Linked DNA regions of Homo sapiens: regions 1, 2, 4 and 5 are each linked to region 3. A link is a contact called in ENCODE Hi-C or POLR2A ChIA-PET data. All regions are on one chromosome and are shown on one strand. The core of a region is the stretch at or near the end of the contact, and the rest is flanking DNA. Distances in the headings are between cores, read along the strand shown.

Region 1 (2,700 bases), core at 25-2,524, 190 kb before region 3:
GGTGAAGTTCCAATTATATAGAAAGAGATCCATTCAGTAAATTTCCAAGGTTGCAGACTGTCTGGGCCCACCTGGAATTCCACCGGGACTGGACTGCCCCCACCAAGTTATACTGAATACGTAGACATAGAGCTTAAGCTAAGCTGCCTGACCAGTGGACAGGTAGTTGTGTTATTGGCACTATTAAACCATCTTTCTTTCTACTGACCATAAAAACAGGCAAACTCCTGGGCTTCCCTGTCTATGCTTCCCGCGGAAAATGAAGCATAGCCATAGGAAATTGGAAAGATGATAAATGACCTTCAAAAAAAAATTATATAATACTATAGGCCTGCCACTTAGACACAAGACGGCTCATGGGGATACTGGACCCCCACTTACATGCTCAACTGAATCATACAGCTGCAAGCTGTTTTAGAAATCATCACTAGTAAAACCAGTCAAGCCTTGACTATTCTGGCCCAGCAAGAAACTCAGATAAGAAATGCTATCTATCAAAATAGATTGGCTCTCAACTACTTGCTAGCAGCTGAAAGAGAGGTCTATAAGAAATTTAACCTTACTAATTACTGTCTACACATAGATAATCAAAGGCAAGTAGTTAAAGACATAGTTAAAAATATGACAAAACTGACACATGTGCCCATGCAAGTGTAGCATGAATTCGATCCTGAAGCCATGTTTAAAAATTAGTTCCCAGCACTAGAAGGATTTAAAACTCTTATAATAGAATTTATAATAGTAATAAGAACCTGTTTACTGCTTCCTTGTTTGCTACCTGTACTTCTTCAAATGATAAAAAGCTTCATCACTATCTTAGTTCACCAAAATGCTTTAGCACAAGTGTACTATATAAATCACTATCAATCTATTGCACAAAAAGACATAAGTAGCAAAAATAAAAGTCAGAACTCCCACTAATAGAAAGTGAGAGTCTCAAAGGGGGGAAATGAGGGGAGAGAGAGACCTTCTCATATTGTTTTATATTGTTTTATACTCAGTACCTATTTTAAGAAAAAAAAAAAAAAAAAACAAGGAAGTAAAACCAAAGACAGGCAGCCCAGCGCCAGGCCCGAAACCAAGCCTGGGCCTGCCTGGCCTAAACCCAGTAGTTAAAAATCAACTCATAACTTAAAAACCGATGTTATTCATAGATTCCAGACATTGTGCAGAAGAACATTGTGAAACTCCCTGCCCTGTTCTGTTTCTCTCTGACCACCGGTGCATGCAGCCCCTGTCACGTACCCCTTGCTTGCTCCAAATCAATCACGACCCTTTCATGTGAAATCCTTAGAGTTGTGAGCCCTTAAAAGGGACAGGAATTGCTCTCTTGGGGAGTTCGGATTTTAAGGCAGTAGCTTGCCGATGCTCCCAGCTGAATAAAGCCCTTCCTTCTACAACTCGGTGTCTGAGAGGTTTTGTCTGCGGCTCATCCTGCTACAAGTTCACAAGTGTAGGTCATGATGTCCTCCTTTTACTCCTACAGGGACTCATAAGAAACAGGTTTAATATTGGACAGGTGTACCCAGCTAGTGATTTCCTAAAGGTTAATAGTAGTTGGGGGTACTTAACAATACCTATTAAAGGCTCTTTTATTTTGGTTGTAATTGATTCTCGGGGTAGGGGGACAGAGTGAGACTCTGTCTCAAAAAAAAAAAATTACAAGAAATTTTGCTTTTCAATACTATAACCTGTTTCTTTTAAGAACTTATCACCCGGGCACGGTGGCTCACGCCTGTAATCCCAGCACTTTGGAAGACCAAGAAGGGCAGATCACGAGGTCAGGAGATCGAGACCATCCTGGCTAACACGGTGAAACCCTGTATCTACTAAAAAAATACAAAAAAATTAGTCAGCGTGGTGGTGGGCGCCTGTAGTCCCAACACTTTGGGATGCCAAGGCAGGTGAATCACCTGAGGTCGGGAGTTCAAGACCAGCCTGACCAACATGGAGAAACCCCGTCTTTACTAAAAAGTACAAAATCGGTCGGGTGTGGTGGCGCATGCCTGTAATCCCAGCTACTCGGGAGGCTGAGGCAGGAGAATCACTTGAACCCGGGAGGCGGAGGTTTTGGTGAGCCGAGATCGTGCCATTGCACTACAGCCTGGGCAACAAGAGGAAAACTCCATCTCAAAAATAAAATAAAATAGGCCAGGTGCGGTGGCTCACTCCTGTAATCTGAGCACTTTGGGAAGCTGAGGTGGGTGGATCACGAGGTCAAGAGATTGAGACCTCCCTGGCTAACATGGTGAAACCCCATCTCTACTAAAAATACAAAAAATTAGCCGGGCGCAGTGGCGGGCGCCTGTAGTCCCAGCTACTCGGGAGGCTGAGGAAGGAGAATGGCGTGAACCCAGGAGACGGAGCTTGCAGTGAGCCGAGGTCGTGCCACTGCACTCCAGCCTGGGTGACAGAGCGAGACTCCATCTCAAAAAATAAAACTAAATAAATAAATAAAATAAAATAAATAACCAGTCATTTCACTCTAGGACAAGAATTTACCACATAAGATTTTACCTCATGTAAAATTACTCGTGTGTGTGTGTGTGTGTGTGTGTGTGTGTGTGTGTGTGTATTTTTTATTTTTTATTTTTTTGAGTCAGAGTCTCGCTCTGTTGCCAGACTAGAGTGTAGTGGCACAGATCTCGGCTCACTGCAACCTCCACCTCCCGGGTTCAAGCGATTCTCCTGCCTCAGCCT
Region 2 (2,700 bases), core at 124-2,623, 160 kb after region 3:
AGTAGCTGGGATTACAGGCATGTGCCACTATGCCTGGATAATTTTTGTATTTTTAATAGAGATGGGGTTTTATCATGTCGACCAGGCTGGTCTCCACCTCCTAACCTCAAGTGATCTGCCCACCTCAGCCTCCCAAAGTGTTGGGATTACAAGTGTGACTCACTGTGCCCGGACCACTTTGCCTCTTCAAGCCTTAAAGAGTATTTAGTTTTCCCCGGGTGTGGTGGCTCACACCTGTAATCCCAGCAATTTGGGAGGCTGAGGTGGGCGGATCACCTGAGGTCAGGAGTTCAAAAGCAGCCTGGCCAACATGGTGATACCCCGTCTCTACTAAAAATAAAAAAAAATTTGCTGGGTGTGGTGGTGCACACCTGCAGTCCCAGCTACTTGGGAGGCTAAGGCACAAGAATCACTTGAACCCAGGAGGTGGAGGTTGCGGTGAGCCGAAATTGCACCACTGCACTCCAGCCTGGGCAACAGAGAGAGATTCTGTTTCAAAAAAAAAAAAAAAGTATTCAGTTTTTAGATTAAAAAACCACCTTTGGCAAATCTTGCCTCCACAAGAAAATGAACATATATACAAAATTGGGAATATAATTTTAGGGGATTTATGGCACTTGTAAAACCACTCAGGGTCCATGGATCTTAGGTAAAAAAGAGTCCATGCCATGGACTCCTCATACCTCATCCCTTTAGCACTGCATATAGCCCTCCGTGACTTTCTGCCTACCCATCCATATTTGATTAGCAGTTTATAATCTAGTAACAAACGATCTGTACTTTTTTATGGTCTGTGTTTTTTTTTTTTTTTTGAGACAGAGTCTTGCTCTGTTTCACAGGCTGGAGAGCAGTGCAGTGGCGTGACCGCGGCTTACTGCAGCCGTGACTTCCTGTACTCAAGCGATCCTCCCTCCCACCTCAGCCTACTGAGCAGCTGGGACTACAAGTGTGTATTACCACACCTGGCTTTTTTTTTTTTTTTTTTTTTTTTTTGGAGAGACAGGGACTCACTATATTGCCTAGGCTAGTCTCAAACTCCTGACCTCAAGTGATCCTCCCACCTTGGCCTCCCAAAGTGTTGGAATTACAGGAGTGAGCCATCGTATCCAGGCAACTATAATGCTGTGGACTGTTAATTTCCTAATCATATAATTCTATTTCATACGGATCTTAGAATGAGCTTTCTACCTCATTCAATGAGCTACCTCCAAAAAGAACACCTTGCTTAATGACTAGCTTGGGTTACAAATCTTTACTTTTGTACTCCCAAGCACCCTGGACACACATTTAGTACAGCCCTTAACATACCCTGAACAGGTTGCAACTTGACTGTCCCCTGTGGATGCAGCTTCCTTGGCAGCTCTCTCAAATGATGGCTGTTGGATTTCACATGCCCTTTGTACCACTAGACCTAGAGGTGGGGTAGACATCCTGCTGGCTCATTTCATCTTCAGGCATTCTCCCTCTGTTCTCCATAAAAACACCCAGGTTTGAAATGATGTCATCAGACTACAACAACCATTACTCCTCCTTGCTAAAAGTCACATACAAACCTTTGGGAAATCCCCTTCACTCTTTAAGGATTTTATTCCTGTATCACTCACATTCTTTTTATCATGCCTTCTGTCAGGAGTAATTTCAGTATCTTCACACAATCTTTCCAAAATCCTAGCCTGAGAAGTTTCAGAAAGTCATATAGAAAAGCTGACTAGTCTCACTTTATGTGTATGATCACTAACTTTGGCTCTTCATACTACTGGAAATCAGACCATACTTCTTAGTGTACTCTTTCTCCCATCCTTTTAAAAGACTGTATCATACTTTATCCTCTCTCTTCAGGCTCAGCTAATCACCTCACTTTCCATTTTAGTGAGAAAAAAATATTTTTTTGAGACAGGGTCTTGCTCTTTCTCAAAATCACAATCACAGTTCCGTGCAATCACAGCTCACTGCAGCCTCGAACTCCTCAGACTCAGATGATCCTCCCACCTCAGCCTCCCAAGTAGCTGGAACTACAGGTATGCAACACCATGCCCAGCTAATTTTTGTATCATTTGTAGAGATGGGGTTTCACCATGTTGCCTAGGCTGGTCTCAAACTACTGGGCTGACATGATCTCCCGCCTTGGCCTCCTGAAGTGTGGGGATTACAGGCGTGAGCCACAGCACCTGGCCTCAACTAATCAGAGAAGAACTTCAATAAGCTATCTTTACCACATCTACCCAGCCATAATCTGCACTGTATTCCCCACATCCTCCCCTATTCCTAGAGAAGGACTGTTTGTGCTCCTAGCTAGGCTAACCTACTGCTTATTTACTAGATCCCATCCCCTCTCAACTATAGAAGGACACTGTGCCAGCCATTCTCCTTTCTCTTGCATTATCAGATCTTCTCTTGCTGTTGAATCACTTCCATCAGTGTATGTACATAGACACTGTTACTTTTTTCAAATAAGAAAACTCTCTTGATCTCTCTACCCATCTTTGCATTTCATTTCTGCTCTAACAGCAAAACTCCTTGACAAATTATTTAGTTATTATCTCCATTTTCTTTTTCCCTTTCTTTCTTGACTCACCAATTAGGTTTTGCCCCCACCATTCCATCAAAACAGCTAATCAATGTCAACACTGACATTACATTGCTACATCCCACTGGCAATACTCAGACTTCATGTCACTTGATCTGTCTATATCATTTGGC
Region 3 (2,700 bases), core at 166-2,665:
ATTCAGTGTTCCCCAGCAAGTTAATTAGCTGTTTCTGAAATGCATGGAAATATTCAGCATTTTCATAGTGAAGCCAATCTCCCAGATTTAAGCTTTGGGGGTGGGAATGAGTATGTGAGGAAGAGGGTCTGTCAGGGAAACAGAATAGAGCCCTTTTGGTGAGAGATTCCAACACCTGTGACTTATCTTAGAAATTACACATGCACTGTAATTCCAAGACTTTTTTTTTTTTTAATTGGTTTGAGCACTCGAGCAGGAGGGCTTGCTGAGACCTCTCACTATTTTAGGCGTGGGGAGTTACCTCTGGGTTCAAAAGTCTTTGGGTGGGAAGCACAGAGGAACTGCGAAATGCCTCCCTCAGAAATGTCCAATTGCTCAAGGGGAGAAGCAGGGAGTGGGGTCAGGTAGCAGCCAGGAAGGTTGCAGGGGCCACGGGCACATCCTCTCCCTGAGTGGTAAGGTGGCAAGTGGGTTTGGGGACCATTGCTTTGACAACTTGTCAAGGGTGCGGAGAGGGCTGTCCCAGCAAGGTGAAGAGGTCTGTAGGAAAGGAGTCTCCCCAGAGACCTCCTAAGGACCAGAAGAGCGCGCACCCCGCCAAGTGACAGAACGTGCCCCCTCTGTGTCCGCTCCCTTCCCCCGCGGCCAATCACCGGGCAGAGGCGTCTCACGCCAGCAGGTCCTCCCTGGCTCCTCTCCTTACTCGTCCGGGCGGACCAAGCCTCAGCAGGAGCCCCGCCTGTCTCCAGGCAGTTTGAGCCCCCGAGCGCTCGCCCAGCCTGTCAGTAACCGCCGTTTGCGTTTTCTTCCTTTCTTTCTTTCTTTTTTTTCCTCCTCTTTTCTTTTCCCCTTCTGCCTTTGTCCCGCTTAGTAACTGGGCTCTGACCAATCGCCGCCTTACCGGCCGGCGCCGGCTGTCTCCTGATTGGCCCGCTTGGGGCGCGCAGCCGTCTCCCGCTCCTTCGCAGGAGCAAGGCAGACAAAAGACGCAGGCTCCAGGCTCCGGCAACCGGCCTCAGCCAATCACCACCCACCTTGCCTCTCTTCCCTCGCCCCACTCCCTCCTCGCCTGGCTCGCGTGCTCCCGGCACTGACTCCTGGAGTGCGGCCAGCGCCCGGATCGTACCATTCTGATTGAGGCTGGGGGAGAGCGCGGATGGCTGATTGGGGAGCCGAAGCCTAGAGAGCGGTGGGGAGACGTGAAAGTCGAGATGGAGAGCAGCTTTTTGAACATGTTCTCAGGCACTTGACAGAATCCCGGTACATCGAGGCGGGACGGCGTGGAAGGGGCGGTGGTGATGCCTGCTGTCCCCCCTCCCGGCGCGGTTGGGTGGCGCCTCAGCGGGTGGGCAGCATGGGGCGGGGAGGGTGTCCCCTCCGCGCCGTTAAAATGAAACTCTAGTGGCTGGAGTCCGGGCAGAGCTTGAGGGCAGTTGGTGCGGTCGGGTTGGTTCTTACACCCCGGCGGGAGCGCCCAGACAAGCCGAGCTGACTGGACTTCTCCGGCCGGCCCCATTCCCGAGGCTGCGGCAGCTTCGGTTCCGAGACCGACCGGAGAGGAGCCCGAGTCCCGGCCTCTGGGGGATTCGCTCTCTGCAGACCAGTGGGACCCCGAAACTTGAACGCAATCTCCAGCCCCCTTTTTTGCCTTCCTTTGTCACTTGCCCGGGTTTCTCCCAACGTGTTCTTTTTTTTCCTCTTCATTCTCCCTCCTTCGAAGGACACAAAAGTGGCTTCCGCGGAAAGATTTGGAGGCGGTGGGAGCTTTTCTCCCCGGAGAGCGACTGTGTAGAAAGGATTTTTGGGAAGCCGCTTTTTAACACCTCTGCTCTCCGTCCCCCAAGCCTCTGTGTAATCCTCTGAGGAGAAAAGCCCATAGCTTGAAAGTTCGGGGGCATTTTGTTGTGTTCTGTAGGAGAGAGGGGGAGGACCCTGTTCGGGTAGTTTGGCCGGACTGGTACTGGCCGTTGGAAAACCCGAAGTACATTTCCGTGTGGAACTTTTGCAGATATATATTTTTAGATTTTTAAATACCAGATAAAAAATATATGCCTTCTATATATCTCCTGGCGACCTGCCCCTGACAGCGCGATGTACAATACGGTGTGGAGTATGGACCGCGATGACGCAGACTGGAGGGAGGTGATGATGCCCTATTCGACAGAACTGATATTTTATATTGAAATGGATCCTCCAGGTACTTGGGAGAAAAAAAAAAAGAATCTCGTGATGGGTCTGATTTGTATTTACCAAGAGCTTGCTGATGTTTTCAGGGCAGAAGTATTCCTGGGTGCGCTAGGTTCGGGATGAGGAGATTTGCAGTTACAGCTGCGGTAAAACTGCTTCTGGTTTACACGTTTAAAGTTTGCAGTTAGGACCCTGATCCTATTGTCCTGCGAAGGTGGGGGTGGGGGCTGGAAGTGGGGGTGGGAGGAGAGACCCCTTTTTAAAATTATCATTATTTTTTACTTTGCCTTTGCGTGTCGTTCAGGTTTTTCTTGTGCCCGCCACTTTATTTTATTTTTTTCTTTTTCAATTAAAGACTCTTCTACCTGCAAAGGATGTTTTATATCCCGGGGTTAAAACCAGTCTTTCACTTTGGGCGAATTCTTGAAAGCTTGTCCTTTCATACATTTGTCTAATTTGGTTCGTTGTGTTTTACCCCGGTTAACTTCTGAAACTGAGTTATGTGATTATTCA
Region 4 (2,700 bases), core at 53-2,552, 210 kb after region 3:
GATTGGAGGATTTATTAAACAATGTTATTAATACATCACCTTGGGAAAAGACCCAAGGCTGCAAAAACTACTTTGGTTCAGAACGTATGATATTACATAATGAAAATATCTCAGATGGAGACATGGAACAGTGTGGTTGTTAAGAATGTGATCTCTGAAGCCAGACTACCCAGGTTTCTATCCCAGTTCTGCCACTTATACAGCTGTGTTATCCTGAGCAATTTATTTAATCTCTCTGCACCCTCGCTTCCTGTGTGAAATAAGTACAATGATAATCTCTCTCACAGAACTGGTGTGAGAAGCAAATGACCTTTACATTTTAAAGTGCTAAGAACAGTGCCTGGGAGCTAGTAAGTGCTCAGAGTTTGTAAATTTATTAAATAAATTCTCGATTGCATATGGTTCATCAGAAACATTACAGTGATGGCAGTGGCAGCCCGTCACTGCCATGAAGCAGTCACTGCCATGACGCCGGCTGCAGTGGGGTACAGATGCAGGACACGGGTCTTCCGGTGCAGACGCCAAGGTGGACAGTCCCTGGAACCCTCCTTTGGAAGCCCCCCTACAGGCCCACTGCCCTGGGAACCCACCCCTGGGAACTGCCACAATTGGGCCAGGCTGAGCTGAGCCGTCCGCCAGTGGGAGAGAAGTGCACAGAGGAACAGGCAGAGAGGGGCACTAGGGCAGAGCTGGGCCCAGGGTGGTCCCGTGCTTGCACATGGGGCACAGAGGTCTGGCCCGAGACACAGAGCTGGGGCCATGCTTCAGGGGCCCAGGGTAGGAAGTGAAAGCGGCACCCCACAGCAGCAAGTACAGCATGCCCACATTGTTCACCAGCCCCATGGAGCAGATCACCATGTAAACAACTGGCACGGTCACCACCAGGAGCACCAGACTCGATGCGTTGGAGCAGCCCAGCACCTGGCCCAGGACAATGCATCAGACCTGGAGCCCTTGCCCAAGACTGCTAGGAGATGGAGCTGGGGCTGCATGCTCTACAGAGTCGGTGGGAGCCAGGGAAAAGTGGGAGCCCCACCCCTTCCGAGTTGGTGGGGTGGGAGCCCCCCAGGTGCAGCCACCACCGCCCTGCTGCAGCTTCAGACCCAGGCATCTCTGAACTCTCGGGCCTAGGAAGGCCCCTGCCCCTCGCAGGCTCAGAATCGTCCGCTCCCGCTACCTGGCTTCTCCCCTCTGTCAGTGCCTACTCCAACCTCGGAGCAAAGTTGGGACCCAGCCCGGGAGCTGTCACAGCCCAGCTGAGTGTGCACATGCTCGGGGTAGTGCTGACATGCCAACCCCCTTGCCACTTTGGCCCCCTCCAGGCTTTGGGCACTGACAAGCATGGGAAGGAGGCTGAGGGGTGCACTGAGGACAGCCCAGTGCTGGCCTGCAGGCACCCCTTAGCATGAACAGCCTGGTCACCATGAACAGCAGCAGGAGGCAGACAGGCTCCTGGGTGGAGAGAAGCTGGTCCACAGTGAAGACCCACCTCCAAGCCAGGGAAAGCCTGAAGCCTGGGGGATGGGTCGCCAGTCCCAGAAACCGCAAGGGCAACTTGTGGTGCTTTTCCCTGGGCCCACCCATGGCCGCCCATGGACCAACCAGCATGCACTTCCTCCCCTCTGAGGCCCATAAAAGCCCCTGGACTCAGCCAGGCTTGGGGAGAGGAGGGAGGGACCATAGGGAGATAATGGGACCACCTGCCTGCAGAAAGGAGCCACCCACTCCAGGACCTCCTCTCTGCTGAGAGCTGAACACTCAACGGGAGGACCTGCCTACAGATAGGAGCTACCCACTGCGGGTCCCCTCTAAGCTATTATATCACTCAATAAAGTTCCCCTTTGTCTTGCTCACCCTATATTTGTCTGTGTACCTCATTCCTTTTGGATGCAGGACAAGAACTCGGGACCCACCGAATGGCAGGGCCAAAAGAGCTGTAATACAAACAGAGCTGAAACATGCCCCTTGCTCAACACATTGTGGGCGACAAGAAGGAGAGAAGAGAGAAGGAGAGAAGAGCTGCAGCCCTTTGGAGAGACCAGACCTGAGAGCTCCCCGAGCCTGAGCTGTGACTCCTGCTTTGGGGCCTGGTGGCTCCTAAAGTCTCCAAGTTTCTGGGCACCACCGCGTTCCCTTGTGCCAGCTGTGGAAGTTGCTTGCGTGGCGCCTGGTCCCGATGCAGCCTCACAGTGAGCTAGCACCCATGCCAGCCCTTGGAGCTAGCTGCCCTGCTGCAGCAGTTGGCATGCCTGACTGCGTGCAGTGGCCGGACCCTATGCTCACTTGCCACACACCCTTCACTATTCCGCTCCAGTCTCTTTGGAGGCATGGGATCCAGGCTGGTAGCTTGAGGCAAGTGCAGCCTGCTGGGCCAACTGGGCCCAGCAGGCCTGAGCAAACAAAGCTCAGGCAAAAGCGTCACCAGCCACAGAGGTTTCTAGCTAGAAAAGCAACACCTCCCAGGATCCCGTAACAACAGCTGAGGGGTTAAGACCACAGACATAGGCTGGGCACGGTGGCTCACACCTGTAATCCCAGCACTTTGGGAGTCCGAGGTGGGTGAATCACGAGGTCAGGGGTTTGAGACCAGCCTGACCAACGTGGTGAAACCCCGTCTCTACTAAAAATACAAAAATTAGCTGGGCGTGGTGGCGGTCGCCTGTAATCCTAGCTACTCAGGAGGCTGAGGCAGGAGAACTG
Region 5 (2,700 bases), core at 43-2,542, 240 kb after region 3:
AATATTTTGTTATTAATGAATTTCATGAGAAAAGTTATCTACCAGAAGACATGTTCAGTGTTCCCTAGGTTAAAGTTGTATGGGTAAAATGCTATTACTATAAATATTCTAGTTATTGTATGATTAATAGAAAACTCCTAGAGATTTGTCAATGTCCTCATTATCCATAACGTTTCTGAGTCCTGACAGAACTCTGCCAGATTTTAGGAAACAAAAGTTTAGTGTTTTCAGTCTTTTTTTTTTTTTTTAAAATATCCTACAGGAAGAAGTGTTTTCAGTCTTAATTTCAGTTATTATCTAAAATACTGGCCAGGTGCGGTGGCTCACATCTGCAATCCCAACGTTTTGGGAGGCTGAGGCAGAAGGATCACTTGAGCCCAGGAGTTAGAGACCAGCCTAGGGAACATTACAAGACCCTATCTCTACCCCGCCCCCTGCAAAAAATTAAAATAAAATAAAAAATAAATTAAATGAAATAAATAAGCTGGGCATGGTGATGCATGCTTACAGTCCCAGCTACCTGAGAAGCTGAAACAGGAGGATCGCTTGAGCCCAGGAGGTTGAGGCTGCCGTGAGCTATGACAGAGCCACTGCACTCCAGCCTGGGCAACAGAGCAAGACCTTGTCTAAAATAAATAAATAAATAAATAATAAAAACTGAAAATGTTTACTTGGTAACAACCTTACTTTTAACATTTCAATCCAGCACCTTCTAGGTCAGTGGAGTTTTATAAAAATATAGATGTATAGGACTGGAGTTTTATAAAAATATAGATGTATAGGACTTATTCCAGACCCATTGAATCTCTTTACTTGATGTCCTTAGTATATTCTTGGTATGTTTTTGGTGTCTGTATAATACCACAAGAATATTATAAGTTATACATAAAGATTTTTCCCTCTCTAAAAATTATGTTTATCTATGTTTTCTAAATCAGATGTAACCTTCACTGTCTTATTTGCAATAATCTCTTACAGTTTGCTATAAGTTTTTGGACTGGCCTTATTACTCTCATTTTACATGTGACAAAAACAACTTAATTTCCTTGTTAGTTGCATTATTCTTATGATATGAGACTCTGTCACATGCAGAGAGATTCTGTTTTGTGCTGAGGCCTGTCTGAAGGCTCTACAATCAGCTAGAAGCCAGAGTCTGTGTCTTCAACAAAGAAGGGTTGTCTCAGAGCTCCACGGAAAAGGACTGCGGCAGGTATTTTAAAACTACTGACACATCAAAGAATAGACAGGCTTCCAATAGCATTGCTTGGACAACTGGACAACTTCCAGATCATTCCAGTGGAATGAGTCAGAATTTCCAGAACTTTTTTTAGTTAAGAAGCCGACTACTAACGTAAGATCCAGTGAAATGAGAATTAGGTACACAGAACGGTATGAACTATAAGAAATGATTATAGTAATTTGTTTGAAATATTATTTTAATGTCCATTTTCTAATATGCAAGGGAGCCAGTTGTATTCCTTGTTAGGCTATCTATAACTCTTAACAATTGAGTAGACTTTGCTCTTGTAAAATGAAACATTCCTAAATCACATCTGATTCTCACTGACCCTCCCCTAACCCAGAACTAAGAACGTCTTACTGAGTCTCCTTACAGTTCAAGGCAATATGGTTATTTGAATAGGGCTAAACAAGAATCTGTTCTCCTTTTGACCAGAATATAATTGTAAAAAATGGTTGTCCAACAAAGAGCTTGCCTGAAAGGTCACATTTGAGAATCATGCTTATTTGATCAGGTATAACAAACCACTTTTAAGGAACTATGGTTGACTTTATGGAGCCAATACTTACAAAACCTTCCTGGGAAAACTGGCCTGGTATCTGGCTTTACAGGGTCCAGACTTACAGATGGTAAGGAAGGCCACTTCCTGGAAGGCCCAGGACCCTTAGGAATTCACCCAAATTTATAGTTATTACAAGTGAAATGTGGTATTTCTTAGGCTTGCCTTCCTAGCCTCAAAATACAAATAATAGAGGCCTTTAAAAGTCCAATCTGAGATTCTTTATAAAAATTTACAGCAAAGTAAATTTAAGAAGGCTTTATGATAAATTAATATTCTGGCCACACTATGCAAATAATCAGGCCAAACCCAATGAGACCACCCTTGTTTTGTGAACAAAAACGTTTCAAATTATTTTAGATGAAAAGGTAGGAGATTATAAAAAAAAAAATTGGAAAAAGTTAAAAAAGAAAAAAAGGTTACTAGATATTTCCAATAAAAAACTATGCATATTGTTTAGAGAATACTCTTCTAGTTTGTCTTTTATTGTCTTTGAGCTACTTTACAACTCTGTAAGTTATAGGTAGGTAACTGACGTTATGTGAAATAATTTCTTTTTTTTGTTTTGTTTTGAAACGGTCTCTCTCTGTCACCCAGGGTGGAGTACAGTGGCACAATCACGGCTCACTGCAGGCTCAACCTTCCCACTTCAGCCCCCTAAGTAGCTAGGACTACAGGCAGTCACCACCACACCTGGCTAATTTTTTTAAAAAAACTTTTGCAGAGACAGGGTCTCACTACATTGCCCAGGCTGGGCTCAAACTCCTGGGCTCAAGTGATCTTCCTGCCTCAGCCTCCCAAAGTGCTGGGATTACAGGTGTGAGCTAGTACATCCAGTGCACAAAATAATGTTTGTCTATAGACATGCTGATCAATTCTGTACAGTGAAGGTGCAACTGAC

Evidence for each region. Hi-C counts contacts between places; a loop is a spot of excess contacts on that map. ChIA-PET counts read pairs that join two places held with the same protein, here RNA polymerase II (POLR2A). Pooled maps may share reads with other maps.
Region 1: a pooled map shows a loop between it and region 3 (3-fold over the local background). The contact joins the enhancer-like site here to the promoter of PIK3R3 in region 3. A Hi-C loop is called at or near these places in 1 of 168 maps with a recorded cell type or tissue (GM12878), 5 of 37 single-sample maps with no recorded cell type and 5 of 50 pooled maps. POLR2A ChIA-PET finds 5 or more read pairs at or near these places in 1 of 52 experiments (OCI-LY7).
Region 2: a loop to region 3 is called in a map of prostate gland, with 1.8 times the contacts of the local background. The contact joins the enhancer-like site here to the promoter of PIK3R3 in region 3. A Hi-C loop is called at or near these places in 1 of 168 maps with a recorded cell type or tissue (prostate gland) and 1 of 50 pooled maps. POLR2A ChIA-PET finds 5 or more read pairs at or near these places in 4 of 52 experiments (AG04450, Panc1 and WTC11).
Region 4: a loop to region 3 is called in a pooled map, with 2.1 times the contacts of the local background. The contact joins the enhancer-like site here to the promoter of PIK3R3 in region 3. A Hi-C loop is called at or near these places in 1 of 168 maps with a recorded cell type or tissue (cardiac septum) and 13 of 50 pooled maps. POLR2A ChIA-PET finds 5 or more read pairs at or near these places in 4 of 52 experiments (GM10248, OCI-LY7, Panc1 and 1 more).
Region 5: a loop to region 3 is called in a map of cardiac septum, with 4 times the contacts of the local background. The contact joins the enhancer-like site here to the promoter of PIK3R3 in region 3. A Hi-C loop is called at or near these places in 2 of 168 maps with a recorded cell type or tissue (cardiac septum and prostate gland) and 6 of 50 pooled maps. POLR2A ChIA-PET finds 5 or more read pairs at or near these places in 2 of 52 experiments (BJ and H1).

What each region holds. Positions count from the first base shown.
Region 1 is chr1:46,324,290-46,326,989 of GRCh38, reverse strand. No RefSeq gene overlaps it. Among named protein-coding and RNA genes, the nearest start is that of NSUN4, 15 kb to the left of the region's middle. Within about 2 kb of position 1,274, at least 3 of the 41 ENCODE cell types and tissues checked have a DNase peak (open chromatin) inside an H3K27ac peak, as active enhancers do; they include GM12878 and OCI-LY7, where a contact is called at or near this core.
Region 2 is chr1:45,973,789-45,976,488 of GRCh38, reverse strand. All of the region lies in intron 5 of MAST2 (microtubule associated serine/threonine kinase 2), which reads right to left. Among named protein-coding and RNA genes, the nearest start is that of PIK3R3, 160 kb to the left of the region's middle. RefSeq lists a silencer at 809-928. Within about 2 kb of position 1,373, at least 3 of the 41 ENCODE cell types and tissues checked have a DNase peak (open chromatin) inside an H3K27ac peak, as active enhancers do; they include prostate gland, where a contact is called at or near this core.
Region 3 is chr1:46,131,344-46,134,043 of GRCh38, reverse strand. PIK3R3 (phosphoinositide-3-kinase regulatory subunit 3) reads left to right here and starts at 1,415. Exons shown (of 10, transcript NM_003629.4): 1 at 1,415-2,197. The coding sequence starts at 2,092. All of the region lies in intron 1 of P3R3URF-PIK3R3 (P3R3URF-PIK3R3 readthrough), which reads left to right. LOC101929626 (a long non-coding RNA gene) reads right to left here and starts at 673. Exons shown (of 3, transcript NR_125987.1): 1 at 654-673. RefSeq lists enhancers at 633-862, 2,103-2,152.
Region 4 is chr1:45,921,098-45,923,797 of GRCh38, reverse strand. All of the region lies in intron 4 of MAST2 (microtubule associated serine/threonine kinase 2), which reads right to left. Among named protein-coding and RNA genes, the nearest start is that of MAST2, 120 kb to the right of the region's middle. Within about 2 kb of position 1,302, at least 5 of the 41 ENCODE cell types and tissues checked have a DNase peak (open chromatin) inside an H3K27ac peak, as active enhancers do.
Region 5 is chr1:45,891,148-45,893,847 of GRCh38, reverse strand. All of the region lies in intron 4 of MAST2 (microtubule associated serine/threonine kinase 2), which reads right to left. All of the region lies in intron 2 of LOC105378694 (a long non-coding RNA gene), which reads left to right. Among named protein-coding and RNA genes, the nearest start is that of MAST2, 89 kb to the right of the region's middle. Within about 2 kb of position 1,292, at least 13 of the 41 ENCODE cell types and tissues checked have a DNase peak (open chromatin) inside an H3K27ac peak, as active enhancers do; they include prostate gland, where a contact is called at or near this core.